Regions from separate parts of the Mus musculus genome. Here region 1 is linked to region 2. A link is a loop called in an ENCODE intact Hi-C map of the cell type or tissue named here. Cell type or tissue: gastrocnemius. All regions are shown on one strand.

Region 1 (8,000 bases), 120 kb after region 2:
TCCATTTTCTTGCAAATTTTAAATTTCACTTTTTAGAGCTAAGTAGTATTCCATTATGTAATATATAAAAATGTGTGTGTATGTATATATATTATTCTATATATGTTAAGTAGTATTCCTATATATATTAAATGTGATATCTATATCTATCTACATTTCATATATATCCGATTTTCATTATCCAGTCACTTGTGGAGGGACAACTAAGGTTGATTCCAGCTCTCTCCTCTAGTGAATAAGGCAACAATTAACACGGAGTATAGCAAGATATGGAATTCTCTGGGTATACACCAAGGGGAGAGAAAAGTAGTTGGGTCATATGGTTGTTCTGTTTTTAGGAGTTTTGTTTTGCTTGTTTTTTAAAGAAGCCTCCAAACTGATTTCCACTATGGCTATGTTAATCTGCTCTTTTTAAAATTACGAAGTAAAAATATCTATCTAAAAACAACATTAATGCCAATGTCCATGTTTTCATTTAAATGGCTTGGTAGTATTTATGGACACAAATATCCCAGGTATGCATGATAAGGAAGTAGTACAGATTTATACACCATGGGAGGTGGGCGTTCTGCTCGTGGTCATGAGTTCTTCAGTTGGTGCTTGCTTTCCTTGCTCTGGGAACCCTGTGTGGGGTAGCCACAGTCAAACTTAGCCGAGAGCCCCAAGTTTGTGACCATCCACAGGAAGCATCCACATCCGGAGGAACAGGACAGGCTATGTAGAAACCAACTGTGCATGCATACAAAGGTTCCTTGTCGTCCCACCTTAGCACAGTAGCCCTGCTGAGTCTCATCAGGTGCCCTTCCCACCACCACTTTCTGTCTTATCAGGTGGCAGAGGAGAGGGGAAGGGGATGGAGAGGGGAGATGTTGGGTCTGTGACCGGAGGACACTTTGGAGTCCCTGTTGTCCCTGACCCTCATGGACTCATAGACTCTTGTGTCTTAACTGTCAAAATTATCTATGTTTCATTCTCTTTAGCTCTTCTTTCCTTTCCTCTTCTTCCAGTTTTAGCTATGGAAGGTGGGGTCTTTTTGCAAGCTAGGCAAGTGCTTGTACCGTGGCGCTACATCCCAGCCCCATTAATGATGATCAATGACTCTGAAATGCTGGCTGTTCATACAAGTGCAGATGTTCAGAGAGATTCAAGTTTACTCCCCCATTACCTTACTGACTCCAAAGAAACCCCATGACTTTAATGGCAGTGATGCCGCAGGCTCTTGGGCAGGGACAAGTGTACCAGCTGTGTGGAAGGGCACACGTCTGCTCTGCTTCTCCCCACTTCCCTGTTCATCTCTTCCCCAAGGTCTTGCCAGTGCTCACTGGCTCTTAGGTAGAGTGGGTGTCAGGAAGGAAGGGACAGGATGCTAATAAAACAGGGACATCTGTTTCTTAGTGGCAGATGTTGCTGGATGGGTGCTCTGAAGTCTGAGGTCAGGTGACTTGCTGAGGGCTGAGAACATCTTTGTGCCCATTAAAAAGAGCATTTAGCACGGACTTAGGTGTGCAGTGTACTCAACCTACACTTTAGATTTCATGTCAACATTGCTTAATGCATCTTTTTCTACAGTATTTGACTTTTGTTGTTAAGACATCTTCCTATGTAGCCAACCTAAGCTGGCCTCAAATTCACTATGTTGTCTCCTCTGGACCTAATCGCATAGTGATCTGTATGCCTCAGCCTCTGGAGTCCTGAGACAACAGACCTGAGCCACCTGCACTTTTGTTTTGTTTTGTTTTTTTGTTTTGTTTTGTTTTTTAAAAAAGGGAAGTCTTTATTAATTCCATTTATATGTAAATCGCATGACTATGGGGTGAGTTTGTATGCATTATATTATATCTGCACAGGTGCCCTTAAGGCCAGGGTGTATCTGATCCCCTTGGACTGGAGTTACAGCGAATGCTTTAACTGCTGAGCCATCTCCCCAGCTCCCCCGGCGCTCCTGATGCCTGTGCTGTGTCTGTGTTGTGGCCCCCGGGCCCTGTCACTGAGATGCCTTGCTGATGATGCTTACGTTCATTCATTTACTTGCTTTGTTTTTTTTTTTTTTTCCTCCAACCGCCCACATATTTTTCGCATTCGAAGCCCTTACAGTTGCATCGGGTTCTGGGAGGGATGTAAGAGGAAAGTAAATCCTCCGTCTTGCAAAGCTGACTCTAGTTGGAGCGAGCAGACCAAGAAACAGCTAATAATAATAAGTCAGCCCAGTCTCCAGCAAGGGCTCAGACCAGTGGCGTAGGAAATGAGCGCTGTTGGAAGGGAACTGAAATAGGAGGCTATTATGTAAGCAGGCAGTTGGAATGAGGCAGCCAAAGCGTTGAAGCGGAAGAAGCCTGCGCACTACCAGAAGACAGCAGCCCCGAGTAGGTCTTGTGTGGTCTGTGTTCCCAGGAAGGATGTCTCACGCTAATAATAATAATAAAAAAAAGTTCATGAGCTTTATTTGAGATTTGCCGTGTAGCCAGACCTAACATAGCGCTGAAGTTAACGCCTCGCTGCCAGATCTGCTGGCTTTTCGTGCTGAGCAGTGATGTCCTCACAGGCAAGCATGGGCTCTGGGTGTGCCAGTGTAGGTTCAGCTAGACTCAAGGCTCTGCATTTCTTCAGCCCCTGCCTCCTCCTGCTGGGTCATTCTACTAAGTATTTGGTGGGGAAGCTAACCGTGCCCAGTTCCCCAGCCGGTGCCCTTTACAGACAAGTACTTCCTCCATTATCCTTACATTCCAGGTTCCTTTTGTTATAAAGACCTCCTTGCCTGTGGTCAGGCAACCATTGTTTAGTAAAGGTATCCTAAATGATAACGGTGTCTTAAAGATAGGGCAGATTAAAGATAGGGCTTGGAAATGCAGATTATTAGCAGTGGGCTGGAGCTCACAAGGTAGTCTAGCATGCCTGAGATTGTAGGTTCCATCCCCTGTAGTCCAAAAAGGGGAGAGGGACCAGAGAGATGGTTCCATGCTAATCCTTTCTGCCTTTATGGGTACCCATACATGTATAGAATATACAGACACACACAGACACACAGTCACACACACACACACACACACACACACACACACACACACAGAGAGAGAGAGAGAGGAATAAATTAAATACCTTTTTATTAAAAAAGAAAGAAAGTCTGATTATTCCCATTAGCAAGCTCTGATGAGAGATCTATGCCTTCAACAGCTGTCTTTAATTGGGAGACAGACATGATTCAGGGTAAGTAGCAGTGAATGAAAGACCTACGGTAAGGATTGGAAGCTTGAAGAGCCAGAGGCTCACTTGTATCCCCCTTGCCTGGGCTCACATACTTCCCCCCTTCTCTGAAGACTCCCAGAAACCCGACTAGGTAGAGAGTCTGTCTGGCCCCTTTCCTCTTACAGACCTTGCAGGGAGAGAGGCAGAGTGTCCTTACTTTTAACATTGGCTTTGTTTTAATTTGGACCTCACGGGCATTTTATTAATGTATTCTTCCCAGTATGTCTCAGAGCTCGAGAGGCGGCTGCTGCTGCTGCTACTACTGCTTCCCGAGCAAGGCTCTTTCAGTTCTTCCTTATGGCAGCTACATTTGTTTGCAAGCTGTCCAGCTGTGGCTGGGACTGGAGACTGCAGCTTTGGAATGAAGCACATCTGTAGGAAGCCAGGAGAACGGAGCTCTTGACCTTGACCCCTTGACCCCGACCCCCATCCTTCTTGTACCCTGAGCAACTGAAACTGGTTGCTAACTGTTTTATCAGATTAGATCGACAGTGTCGCCAAAGTGGAGGTTAAGAGGGTTCCCCCAAACTAGTAATTATCACTGGGGTGACACTGAGATACCAAAAGAGTCTACGTAAGTCCTTTCCATTTAGACAGATCTAGTGAGAAGAATGGGAGGAGGATGTGGTGAGTTCAATCATATTCTGAGGGTAAAGGATAATGCAGACTGCCTGTCCTCTCCTAGAAACCAAAGGGTGGCTGCATACTGGCTCTACCTCCTTCACTGTGTGCATGGCTCTCCTCTGGGCTTCAGCCTCCCTAGTTGTCAAATGTAGATTAGATGACAGTCCATTAGAATCTCCCATCAGTGCCTGACCAGCAGAGGGAGGTCCATGGGAAATCAGGGGACATAGCAGAAAGCGTGATAAGTACACAGTTTTGTGGTAGTCATTTTTAATTTATCCAAAAATTCACCAAAGTGTCACAGTCCTCTCCCTGTCATGGTTTTTCAAATTTACTGTACAGCGTCACTCTTGTCTCCATGTTGAGTCAAACTAGCATCCTCTTGGGGTTTCACTAACTCCCGCCAGCCCCCAGGCACAGCCAGATGCCATTTTGAAACTTTGATTTTGTTTTGAGATAGGGATCTTAGCCCAGAAGCCCCAACTAGCCTGGAGCTCACCATGTCTTAGAGGTTGGTCTTGAAGATGCCATAGTCCTATCTTAATCCCCTTGGTCCTGGGATTACAGGTCATGTCCTCCCATAACAGGTTAATTTTAAAAGCATTAGAACCAGAAGATCTCACGTGGATGGTTGAACCCTCTATTTCCTGGCAGCTTCCATTTTTTCAGCACAGTTTAACGTACCTTGTACGGGGACAAGATCATCCATGGGCAACAGCAAAGAGAATGGCCTTGGCTTGACTTATTCAGTAGCTAGGAGCTTTAGGATGGCTTTGGGTTGCCCTGAGATTACAGGCTTGTCTTTGGAGCTGGGTATGGGTGTGGGTGAGGTTGGGGTGGATTTGCATATACAAATTAGACAGAGGCATATTTGCATATACAAATTAGATGGAGGTACTTTTGCATATACAAAGTAGATAGAGGTGCATTTGCATATACAAAGTAGATGGCATACAAGCACCTCTAGAACTCTCCTGGGGTTTTATCTTATGGGTATTTTTTTTTAACAAGTCGGATTGACATTTTCCATAGACAATTCAGTATCGGTTCTTTTTTTTTTTTTTTTTTTTTAAAGTGTTGTGGCTGTAACAGAAAGGAATAGTGTCATTGTCAATAACATCCAAACAGGAGGAGGTCTGACACACTGCAGCTTTTTTACAGCCCGATTACAGGTTCACATGAAGACCCGTTCAGGGAGAGAAAACGTAGCTGCATTTCGCTCTTCTGAAACAATGATTATAAACAAACAGGTTTCTATTAGGATCCACCCCCCACCTGCCCACCACACATGACAATCTCTCATTATTTCTTTGTGCCTAAATACACTGCAGTCTACTTCAGAAATAATGCTCGTTAGCCTAAAATGACTGAGCAAATTCCAGAAAATGCGGATGTCCATCGATTACAAAAGTCTCTTATAATCCCTTTCAGATCTACTTTAGTTCAGTCATTTAAGAAGTTGATCCTCAACACATCACAGTCTCAAATGACTGGAAGTGACACGTATCCCCTTGTTTCCATTGAGATAAACGAACCCAACCAGAGCTCTTTCACTGAAAAATGACCATCAGTTTGTGTTAGGTAACGTTTCTCAACCCCAAAGCTATAACGATCTTGGCATATTCCGCTGAGTAATCAAAACATCAGCAAAATGTAGCAGCTAAAACAGAGGTGTGTGGTAAGAAGTACAAAGCCATATCAGAGTTTACTAGCAGGGTCCTCTCATAAAGACTTTTAATGAGATTTCTGCATCAAAATAAGTGAAACCATATGGAATGTTAATTATTCTTAAAACATAGTTTTAAGGGAAAATAAATACACGTTAGAAGCCTTAAAAAAAAAAAAAGCAACGTGTCTATCTGTGTGTGAAGTCTGTGCTTCCTGGAAGGGTGAATGTTGATGTTCCAAGTGTGACTTCTTTCCGTTTTAAATTACCCCGGCTATTCTGGCTTTCTTCACACGCCCTGGGTATTGAACTTAATGCACATGGAAGGGGCCTGCCTATATCTATTAGGTCACCTAGATGCTGTGGGGCAAGAGGGCTGCTGAGGACCACCTGTGGCCTCTGCTTGGGGTCTTGTTTGAGGCAGCCTATAAACACAGGGAAGGGAGGTGGGTACTCTCATCTGCTCCTATGTCTGAGTCTGCCACTGTCTCATTATTATTTCCACCTTCTAAAACTTGAGCTTGTCAGAATTTCATTTAGGGGGATGGGACGGGTGAGGGAGAGGCCAGTCAAGGAAGGAAAGGGGGTTTATAAGAAGCAGACTACAGAGTGCCTGGCTGCATGCGTTTTAGTCTGTCATCTTGAAAGTGTTTGCTTCTGGTGTTGGAGGCGGCTCATTTGCTGTCCACCTTCTGCAAATGGGCCTGGGGATCCTGGGAAGGCACTAGTGAGGGATGGGACCCCCCCACCCCCACCACCCCCAAGGCCCTTGTTTCTCCTCCTGCCTTGGAATTAATGATGTAGACCAGATGCCAGTCCTAGAGCTGGAAGGGAACTTAGAGTTCGTCCCCTCATTTTCCAGATGATGACACTGCCACCTCTGACTTCTGCCTCTGGCCTTCCTCTCTCAGTAAGAAGAGCCAGGCAGGTGAGACTTTTCACAATTGCTGGGCTGGGCTGGGCTGGGCTGGGCTGGGCTGGGCGGGGCAGGGCTGGGCTGGGCTGGGCAGGGCTGGGCAGGGCTGGGCTGGGCTGGGCAGGGCAGGGCTGGGCAGGGCTGGGCTGGGCTGGGCTGGGCTGGACTGTCTTATGGCTACTGTCTTCTGGTTTGTGAGACAGAAGGTTTTATTAACTCTTACATTGCTTTTAAGCAGTCACTGTGTATGACAAATGCATTTCACACACTGAAATCCCAGCGTACGGTGAAGATCACAAGCAATGTGCATTTTAACAAACACTACCACCCTCTGACAGACCCTTTGAAGACACATAGCGAGCTGTGTTGAGTACAAATCAGGCCGAGGGACAATTATGGTCTTCAAGATTTGCCCAGCATTTTCTCTTACAGCTAAAACCTGTAGCAAAGGCAGACGGAAGACTCCAAGCCAATCAGCGAGGGGGACTTTAGAAGACACCACAAACTTAGCACGGAAATAGTGATGTACCAAAAGGGCTTGTTGTAATTCTGCCGACTCTAGAAAATTATAGCGAACCCCAAGATCACAGCTTATGAGTTTTATCCATTTCAGAAAACTAGTTTCTACGGGCAAAGTCTCTAGCCACTCTTTCGGGAGTTAGACAGCAGAAGTAGCTCCCAAGGAGCCGCTGATAGCTTGTGGAAGTGCTAGTGGAGCAGCCATCTCTGCCTCTAATCTTTGAAGGCTCCAGAGCTCACACTGCAGGGACAGGGACCCAGCAGGGAGCATCTCCCAGCTCAGTCTCCCCTAGGCATCAGCCCTTAAACAAAGTTGCTATGGGTATCTGGCCTAAATCAGGTCCTATGTCACTCATCAAGGCTCTGACTGTCAAGGTCCTCCACCCTCCACCACATCCCCCCAACCCGTCCTCCACCTTCCCTCGCCATACCTTCTTATCTAGTTTATGACTCAAGGGAGAATTTCTGAGGGCTAGACTCTCCCCGACACCCCCAGAAAAGCGAGATAGTGTTAGATTACTGAAATCTGCTTTAATTTCACTGTGACTAAGATGAGGATTATAATAAGATTTTAAATTCTCTTAAAGGTTAAAAGAAATAGAAAGACTATGTAAAGGGAATCTGCTTGATGCAATTTTTCCTAACAAAGAAGCCCCACCAAGAGGGGAACACTAATAAATCCTATTACTTTGGATTTAATTTTTACACTGAGTTAGGAAAAACCAGTTGGTTTGATTTAGTAAAAGTTTCACTTCAGATACCTAGACTGTAATAAGAAACAAAAAGGGAGGTGGTGGTGGTGGTGGTGGGGAACCAATGAAGATCCAGCCTTAAAGTCTGGCAAGTGATCCTGTGCCTAGAGTTGAGGTGGCTTCCACAGGGTGCCTGTAAAAGCCCTTTGTGACTCTCCCGGTGTGGAGACCTCAAGGATAAATAGTATAGAGACTGTAAGGTAAACAAGTAAAGACCCTGAGTTGAGCAGTGCATTTGAAATCTGTGTGTGACTTGCTGTGCCTTGGGAGAAAGCTAAGT
Region 2 (8,000 bases):
GCCATCCCACCAGCCCCATTTGTGTTTCTTTTGGAGCTATGGATGGAAAGTGAGTAATGAACCTAGTAAATCCTATCTGTGCTGCCAAGGTGGCTTAGTGGTTAGAATGTGCCTAGAAGGATGGCTCAACAGTTAACAGCACTGGCTGCTCTTCCAGAAGACTTTGGTCTAATCCCAAGTATCCACATGGCAGCTTACCACCATCTGCAACTTCAGTTGCCAGGAAGACCCTCTTCTAGCTTCTGAAGGTACCAGGCACTCAAGCATTGCAAGACACACATGCAGACAAAATGCCCAATCTACATAGAATGAGTAAGTAAAAATGGTTAAAAGGTCTTGCCATGCAGGAGAGGATGTGAGTTCAGATTCCAAAGACTGGGGATCCCCGGTTCAAATTGGCTAGTGGGTTTGAGAGCAATCCAGGGTGATTCCCCAACATCAACTGAGGGCCTCTCCATGCATATCCACACACGTGTAGCCACGTGGTTTATGCATGAATGTACAAACACGCATACACATTAGCATGAACATCATAGCATATAGGCCAGCCAAAAAGAGACTTTAGGCCAGATTTAGTCTATGGGCTCTGCTATAACTGTTGGTTGGGTGACAGCACTGACCTCTAGGCTAGCTTCATACAATCAAAGCCCAAAGAAAACTCTCCAAAGACCTTTCTGCTTTCAACACCCATCCCATCCCCACTCCCCTCCATACACACATTCACACATGAGCAGAAAGCTCACAGTGGTCCTAATTTTCCAGTAGCCATCCTATTTTATCAGCTGGTTCACTGAAAGGTATTTAAGATTTTACAGGACTTTTCAACATGAAAAAAAAAAAAGGAAAATCACAAGTATATAAAATAATGTGGAAGGAGTTAGGACGGGAAAGCAAGGAGAGAGAGACAGAGACAGAGACAGAGACAGAGAGAGACAGAGAGACAGAGAGACAGAGAGACAGAGAGAGAGAGAGAGAGAGAGAGAGAGAGAAGAGACTGTTTTAACATCACACCTTCTTTGGAGAGTGAAAGTTGCCAGGTGTTATCACAAAACAGTTATATTAACATTAAGAAGGGGCTATGCTTGTATCTTTCACAGTAGTCAAATCTTCAGAAAAAATGTATTTATTTTAGTGCTGTAACCTACAACTGAAAAGAAGAATATTTGTACAGAGGAATCTAGTGGGTGTTTTTTTTTTTTTTTAGAAGTGTGTGTATGTGTTGCAGGGTGTATATATAGGATGTGTGTAAGGTGTGTATGTGTGTATAGGGGGTGTGTAGGTTATGTGTATATATAGGGTGTGTATTCGTAGGGAATGTATTTAGGGTGTGTATTCATAGGGTATGTATATAGGGGGTTTGTGTATGTGTAGGGTGAGTATAGGGTATGTTTGGGGTGTATGTGTATAGGATGTGTGTGTGTGTGTGTGTGTGTGTGTGTGTGTGTGTGTAGATGCATGCCTGTAGTGGCCAAAGGTCACCCTCTAGCGTGATCCCTCACATGTAATCCACCCTGTCCTCTAAGGCAGGCTCTTACTGGCCTGGGCCCCTTGAGTCAGCTAGGCTGTCTAGGCAGCAGGTCCCAGGGATTAGCCTAGCTTGCCTTCCCAGCACTAGGGTTCAAACACCATCTTATTTTGATATCTGGGTGAGTGGGGCTTAGGCACTGGCTTCAGGACCTCCTGTGCCTGCAGTAAGCACTTTACTGAGTGAGCTGTACTCTCAGTCAGCCCTTGGTTAGAACATTTTCACGTAGGAAAAAAAAAATCTAAGAGACTTAGCATTTCATGGCAGCAGTAAGGACGCATACACAAAAGCCCCCACGTTTTTTTCCTATGCTTTTACTGCTAGGGGAAGTTTGAGGGAAGGGGCTGTGGAAATGTTTCCTACTTGAAGTTTAATGTTCAGAGCAAAGACCACGCCAGTTCCAGCTGAGAGCAAGAGCGCTCTTGAAAGCAGACTGAAATCCAGATACCTGAGCCGTTGGTAGGGCATTCAGTGGAAAATTTCATTTCCACATTATAAATAACTGTAGGATATTTTAAGGGATCCAAGACTGGGAACTTCCAAGAGCTGCTTACATTAGTTCTACTGAAATGTTTAATGGAGGGAGGATGCCCAGCAAGGCTATAAAGCTGAATTACCGGATATGATTAATTAAAATAAATAATCTCACCATTGATTAAATTGCCCTTAAAATCCCCAACCATTGAGGCCTGCATGTCTCATTATGCATCAAGTAAAAAAGGGGGAGCATGGAGTGGTGGTAACTAAACAGCAATGGCGGGAAAGCAAAGGTCCCCAAGATAGGATTTCTTATATTCAAACGACTGTAGAGTTTCTTGTTGGAAAAAGCCCCACTCTGGGAGCCCCTATTTGAAACATGGGCCGTTTCTCAGTTCTGTCAGTTTGTGGAAGTCCCTTGTTCTGTGGGTTTCCTGGGAGGAGAACAAAATACCCTCTCCCACTATCGACACTATCGATTTCTGGGGACTCTCTGCTCTTCTGCAGTTCCCAACACTTAAAATGAGGGGCAATGAAAGCAAGCCATCTCTGTGGGCTGTGCCACTAAAGAAAGCTGTCCCACTAAGGGCAGGAGGGGTAGGTATGTAATTGAGTCATGACGTCAGGTTATGAATTTGCGAGGATACAAGTTAGTTTGGGTGCAGTTTCTCTCTTAGATGGGTTAGGAAGCCTGGCTTCCTTTTCTAGGCTGGCGTCTATGGCTGGGGCGATTAGTGCAAGGGAGCGCACACACGCGGTGAGGCAGTATTCAGGCTTAGAGCTCTCCCCTGTGATCAAAAAGATATTTAAAGTAGCACCCTTAGGAGACAGCTCAGTAACTCGCTCCACCTGTAATGTATATCGGGAGTGAGCGCTAGGGACACAGAGGCCACCAGCTACGAGGAAGTCGGGTGGGAGATGTGGGCGCCACAGGTAGTGGCATAGAGGAGCGGGCAGTGGAAGAAGAGGGAGACTGAGTGGCTCAGGGAGGTGACTCAAGTCTGAGGGAGGACTGGTGGAAGAATCCGGAAAGAGAGCAAGAGACAAGGAAAGACCGACATGGGACGTGGGCGGCGGCGGCGGCGGCGGGGGGGGGGGGGGTTTGCATAGTTGTAAGTGGTGCAAGCAGAAAGGGGAGGCAGAAGCAGTGACTCAAAGGGGGAGGGCACAGGAGTGCTCCCCAGTATCATCCCTAGCCTGTGAGAGAGCAAGCAGTCACACTCAACTCTGTCCACTCCTCAACCCCCAGAGCGCCTCTCAGGCACAGGAGCACGGGTCCCCAGACCATCTGAGCACAGCGATCCACTTTTTGTATTTTCTAGTCTCGAGTTGCAAAGAGGCGCAAACAACCTCTTTTGCGCGCTCCGGGTACCTTTTCTGGGCCCTGCTGGGCGCGCGGGGAGGGAAGGTCAGAGAGTGGCAACTGCGCTAGGGAGGGTCATGACAGGTCCCTTGCTGAATTTGGAAGGCATTTGCACCCCAGCAGTAAAAGCCCCAAATTAATGGCTACGTGAAGAGCTTTAAATAAGACGGATGGTGAGAAATGTTACCCAGCTAGCCCTCTTCTTTAGTCCTCCTAGGGGACGACTCCCAATTTTTCATTGATTTCACCAAATCACAGTTGCGTCAACTACCTTGTTACGAATCGCCGGGGATTTTGGTAAAATGATTCTATTTGGAAGCGTTGGAAGTTTTAAAATAATAGGTTAGGCAAGACATATAACAGAACATCACGCTGAGAGGTGAGCCAGCCCGATATTGCTTCTGCCTGGTTCTTGGGGTGTATCAGCCTCCGGCGGATTTCCCGGCTTCTGTGGGCGCCGCCGCACGTTGTTTGATTTGTTTTGAAGGCTCAGAATTTGAGGCTGGTCGGAGACACCCACGTGCTTCTGATTCCCATCAGTATAATGATCGCCTCAGTTTGAGTCGTGTCTATATAAACCACAAAAACCTAATCATTAGAAATCCCAGCCTCCAAAAACCACATTTTAGGTAAAAAAACAAACAAAAAAAAAAAAAACAAACAAAAAAAAAACAAAACTGCTGCCGCTCCCCGCACTCCTTCATCTCTCAACCACAATCTTTTGGGGATTCCAAAATCGCCTCCCCCCATAACGCCGGGAAACAAAAACATAAATAAATAATTACTGAACTTTTTTTTAAACTTTTTATTTTTAACCCCCCAAAGTGGGGAGTGGCTAGAAAGACAGTTAGACACTAGACTTAGTCTGAGACGAAGACTACACTTAATAAAAGATTGGGAAATGAATGGATAACCGCTGTGTATTCCCCCTTTCCCAGCAAGCATTTTATCAACTTACAACTTATTTTAATTACCAAGCTGTCATTTTTTAGTTCTTTTTATTAAAAAAGCAACCCATCCTTATTCTCCAATAATGACAAGAAGGAATATATAAGAAAAGTGTCCAGACATCCGTTAGAGTTTCTAAAACTATTTTGACAAACACTCCTGTCACCCATTTTGGTGTCACCTAAGGGGGGGCACTCCCGAAGCCTGTAAAAACCTGCCCCCCGCCCCAACCAATGTGGGGTGGGGTTGGGGGCAGGGTGAAGAGTGCTCAGAAGTCAACGTGGAGACTTGAGAATTTCCCTTCCTCCTCTCCTGAAGTTAACAACGAAAAATTAACGCCAGTCGGAGCAGCCTGAGGCTCTCCCGCTTCTCAGCTTTAGCGTCGTCAGACCGAGAAGTGGTTCCCGGTCCTGAGGGTGAAGTGGGGAGCCGAGGACGCAGGCGGCGATGTCCTAGGCGGGGACCTCCTCCCTACAGCTTCGGGCGCCGAGCGAGCGCAGCGGCGCTTCTAGCGGCCGGCGGGCGGCGGCAGCGGCTGCGATCCGCAGGCTCCAGATCTGTCGCCCCGAGATCCGCTCTCCCCCCGCCCCCACTTACCTCCCGGCACCTTGAAACGCGAGGGGGGCCCGGGGCACTTTGCAAAGAGCAGGAGAGACGAGGCTGCGAGCTAGACGGCGGCGAAGGAGAGGGCGAGAGGAGAAGCCGGGGAAAGGAAGGACTCGGCGGCCGGAGGACTCGGAGCGCGCTGCCGGCGCGGGGAGCGCGCAGCGGCCTCGGAGGAGGAGGCGGAGGAGGCGGCGCGGGCAAGCGACGGCGCCGCGAGCTGGGCAGCCGCGCTCTGCTTGGCGGTGGCGGACAGCGAGGAGCCACACGCACCGCCGAGATGGACTGCTGAACCTGCGGGGCTCCACTACCGTACTGGAACCCGGAGCGGGGCGCCAGCGCACCCAGGACACGGTGCCCCAAGGGGCCCCTACTGCAAGCTGTTAACTTCAAGTCCCTTGCGGCGGCTGGGCCAAACACGCCCCCGCGTCCCGCTCGTTGCAGCCACCGCCAGGGACTCCCAAGCCTCCCGGTGGAGATCCGCGCCTCTCGGGTGTCCCCACCCGCTACCCCGACTCTGTCCGGTCTCCAGTCGCCGGCCCCCAGCAGACTCCGCCCGGCACACGGCTTCCTCGAACTTGATTTCTCACCTCCTCTGTCCCGTCACCTCCATCCTCTTTCCGCCCCCGTCTCGCCTCCACCCCCTCGATTTCCTCCTCCTCGCCCCCCATTTCCACCCTCCTCCCCCTCCCCCGGCCACTTCGCTAACTTGTGGCTGTTGTGATGCGTATTCCTGTAGATCCGAGCACCAGCCGGCGCTTCAGCCCCCCCTCCAGCAGCCTGCAGCCCGGCAAGATGAGCGACGTGAGCCCGGTGGTGGCTGCGCAGCAGCAGCAACAGCAGCAGCAGCAGCAGCAACAGCAGCAGCAACAACAGCAACAGCAACAACAGCAGCAGCAGCAGCAGCAGCAGGAGGCGGCCGCAGCAGCAGCGGCGGCAGCGGCGGCGGCAGCAGCGGCGGCGGCCGCAGTGCCCCGATTGAGGCCGCCGCACGACAACCGCACCATGGTGGAGATCATCGCGGACCACCCGGCCGAACTGGTCCGCACCGACAGTCCCAACTTCCTGTGCTCCGTGCTGCCCTCGCACTGGCGGTGCAACAAGACCCTGCCCGTGGCCTTCAAGGTAAGAGACTGGTCACCCCCAGATCCTGGCCCGGCCCCATGGAACCTTCCCGCCGTGGTCTCGGTGCCCATGGGTGTCCTCCAAGACTCCAGCCTTGGTGGCTCCACTCAGGGGACCGAGGTGGCTCTGATCTACATACCCCGCAGCGGCCACCGCGAGCAGATCCCCCTTCTCACCTGTGCGCCCACTACCATGTAAGCCTAGGTTCCCTTGCTTCTTCATCCTTCAGTCTTCCAGGCGCGGTTCTTGCCTCTTTCCCTGCTGTGAGACTCCTGGGCCCCCAGACGCCCCGAGGCGCCCACTGTGAGCTGCAAGCTTCCTCCCGCCCCCTTCTCCCGGGGTCTCCTCACTCCACACGGGCATCCCGGCCTCTCCTCTCCGGGATTCTGTGCGCTCCTTCCCGCTTTCCCCTTTGCAGACGCAGGCCTCTACCCCGAACTAGGTGTCCCTTTCCCGGATTGGTTGCCGTTTGGCACTCCCGGCTGCTCCCCGGCTTGGCCCGGTTGCCTGCAGGGTGCCAGCACCGGAGGGCGCTTGCGCCTGGGGCGAGATGAGGTGCCAATCGAGGAGCGTAGGTTGAGAGTGCTCAGTAAACTTGGGGATGGACGCGGGAGAGCGGGGACAGACGGGACATTCGCGCCCTCCTCGGCCGGCACTGGTTCCCGTTACTTGGAGGAAGGCGGGGCCGCCGGGGTTTCGGCTTCTATCAGGGCCAGGCAGGAGCAGGGAGTTGCGGGGGGTTCGGGGCTCTGCGCCCCCGAGTGCGGGAGTGATGAGCGTCGGGGAAGGGGAGCAAGGCTTAGGCTGCTTCCCCCCCCCCCCTCATTTTGCCTGGGAGGAAAAGGGAATCCTGTGGAGCAACTTCGGTTGGTCAGAATAAACAGAGGTGAAAACTTTATTTGCCTTGAAAGAGCCAGAACTCCCAGATGTCCCTTCTGCTTGGGGAAATCGATGGGTGATGGGTGGCTCCTGCCGGAGGCCTGGGCTCCAAGGTGCGTCCCCGTGGCCTCCTCTTCCAAGTCCCGTTAGCTTGCCAGCACCGATAGCGGTAGGAGTCACGCACAGCTGACAGCAGGTTGAAAGTGTGCGGGTCCCCAGGCCCTGGCCATATCTATGATGCAGTCTGGGGTTTGGTGGTGGTGCGGAGCACCCCTCCCACCCCCCATCCCCGGAAGAGACTTGGCTGGATGGGTGGCTGTCCATTCTCCTGGTCCAGACGCTAGGGATCAGTTGGGGGAGCCAGCGAGAGAGATGCATCCAGTTTTAGTGGGCGAGTCTGGGACCCGGCTCTCTGTTGAACAGGTTAAGAATGGTCTTGAAAAAAAGGGAGAGAGAGGAAAGAAAGAAAGAAAGAAAAAAAAAGGCGGAATTGTGCCAGTTCCTTCATCTCGGACTCTGGTGCCAAACTCCCACGGGCCCCTGCATTTCCCAGTTGTTGATCACCCGGTACCCCACGCAGCAATTCAGATTCCATGTGTGGGTGGAGCAGCAAGAGGGGCCCAGGTCAATTAGAGCAGTTATCTCTTTAGGTCTCCTATCTGAACAGAAATCTGAATGGATTGTTTTGGAAGGGGGGTGCGTGGCCCTGTAGTGGCCAGTTTCCTTTTGTAGTTGGATCAAGCAGTGGTCCTAAACAAACACACGTGTTTTTCCTTTTTGAGAGCATCCATTTTGGCGATTGTTTTCTTCCTTGTGGTGTGAAAAGGTCAGATATAGGGGAAATTGTAGAAAATGATATTTCCATTGAGAGCTATCTTTTACAATGTTTATCAGCCAAGGGCCCAGAATTTTCTAAGTACCCTCAGCGAGGGTAGACATTATTCTAACAATAAAAAACAAAACTTTTTCCAAACCTGGATGAAAACAGGGGAAAATACAAATAAGTAGATATTTTGTATAATGCAAGGGCATACATTAAGGTGTAAAAAAATAACTTTATTAATTCAATGTCTAGTGTTC

Evidence for each region. A loop is a pair of places that touch in the nucleus more often than their neighbours do. Peaks named below come from ENCODE experiments on the same cell type or tissue, not always from the same donor. Only the 100,000 strongest peaks of a DNase experiment are listed, where the experiment ranks them.
Region 1: it touches region 2 in a loop (2.4-fold over the local background); 5 of 42 quality-filtered maps call a loop at or near these places.

What each region holds. Positions count from the first base shown.
Region 1 is chr17:44,608,489-44,616,488 of GRCm38, reverse strand. Runx2 (runt related transcription factor 2) reads left to right here. Exons shown (of 7, transcript NM_001145920.2): 6 at 6,396-6,461. Among named protein-coding and RNA genes, the nearest start is that of Runx2os3, 51 kb to the right of the region's middle. In gastrocnemius, no CTCF peak of the experiment used is centred here; DNase peaks (open chromatin) are centred at 1,986, 2,309 and 3,632; H3K4me3 peaks cover 1,040 bases; H3K27ac peaks cover 1,566 bases.
Region 2 is chr17:44,733,274-44,741,273 of GRCm38, reverse strand. It overlaps Runx2 (runt related transcription factor 2), which reads left to right and starts at 4,626. Exons shown (of 7, transcript NM_001145920.2): 1 at 4,626-6,041. The coding sequence starts at 5,640. RefSeq lists a cis regulatory region at 3,727-3,735 and a promoter at 578-4,871. In gastrocnemius, a CTCF peak has its summit at 4,834; DNase peaks (open chromatin) are centred at 5,060, 6,080, 6,578, 7,128 and 2 more places; H3K4me3 peaks cover 4,455 bases; H3K27ac peaks cover 2,347 bases.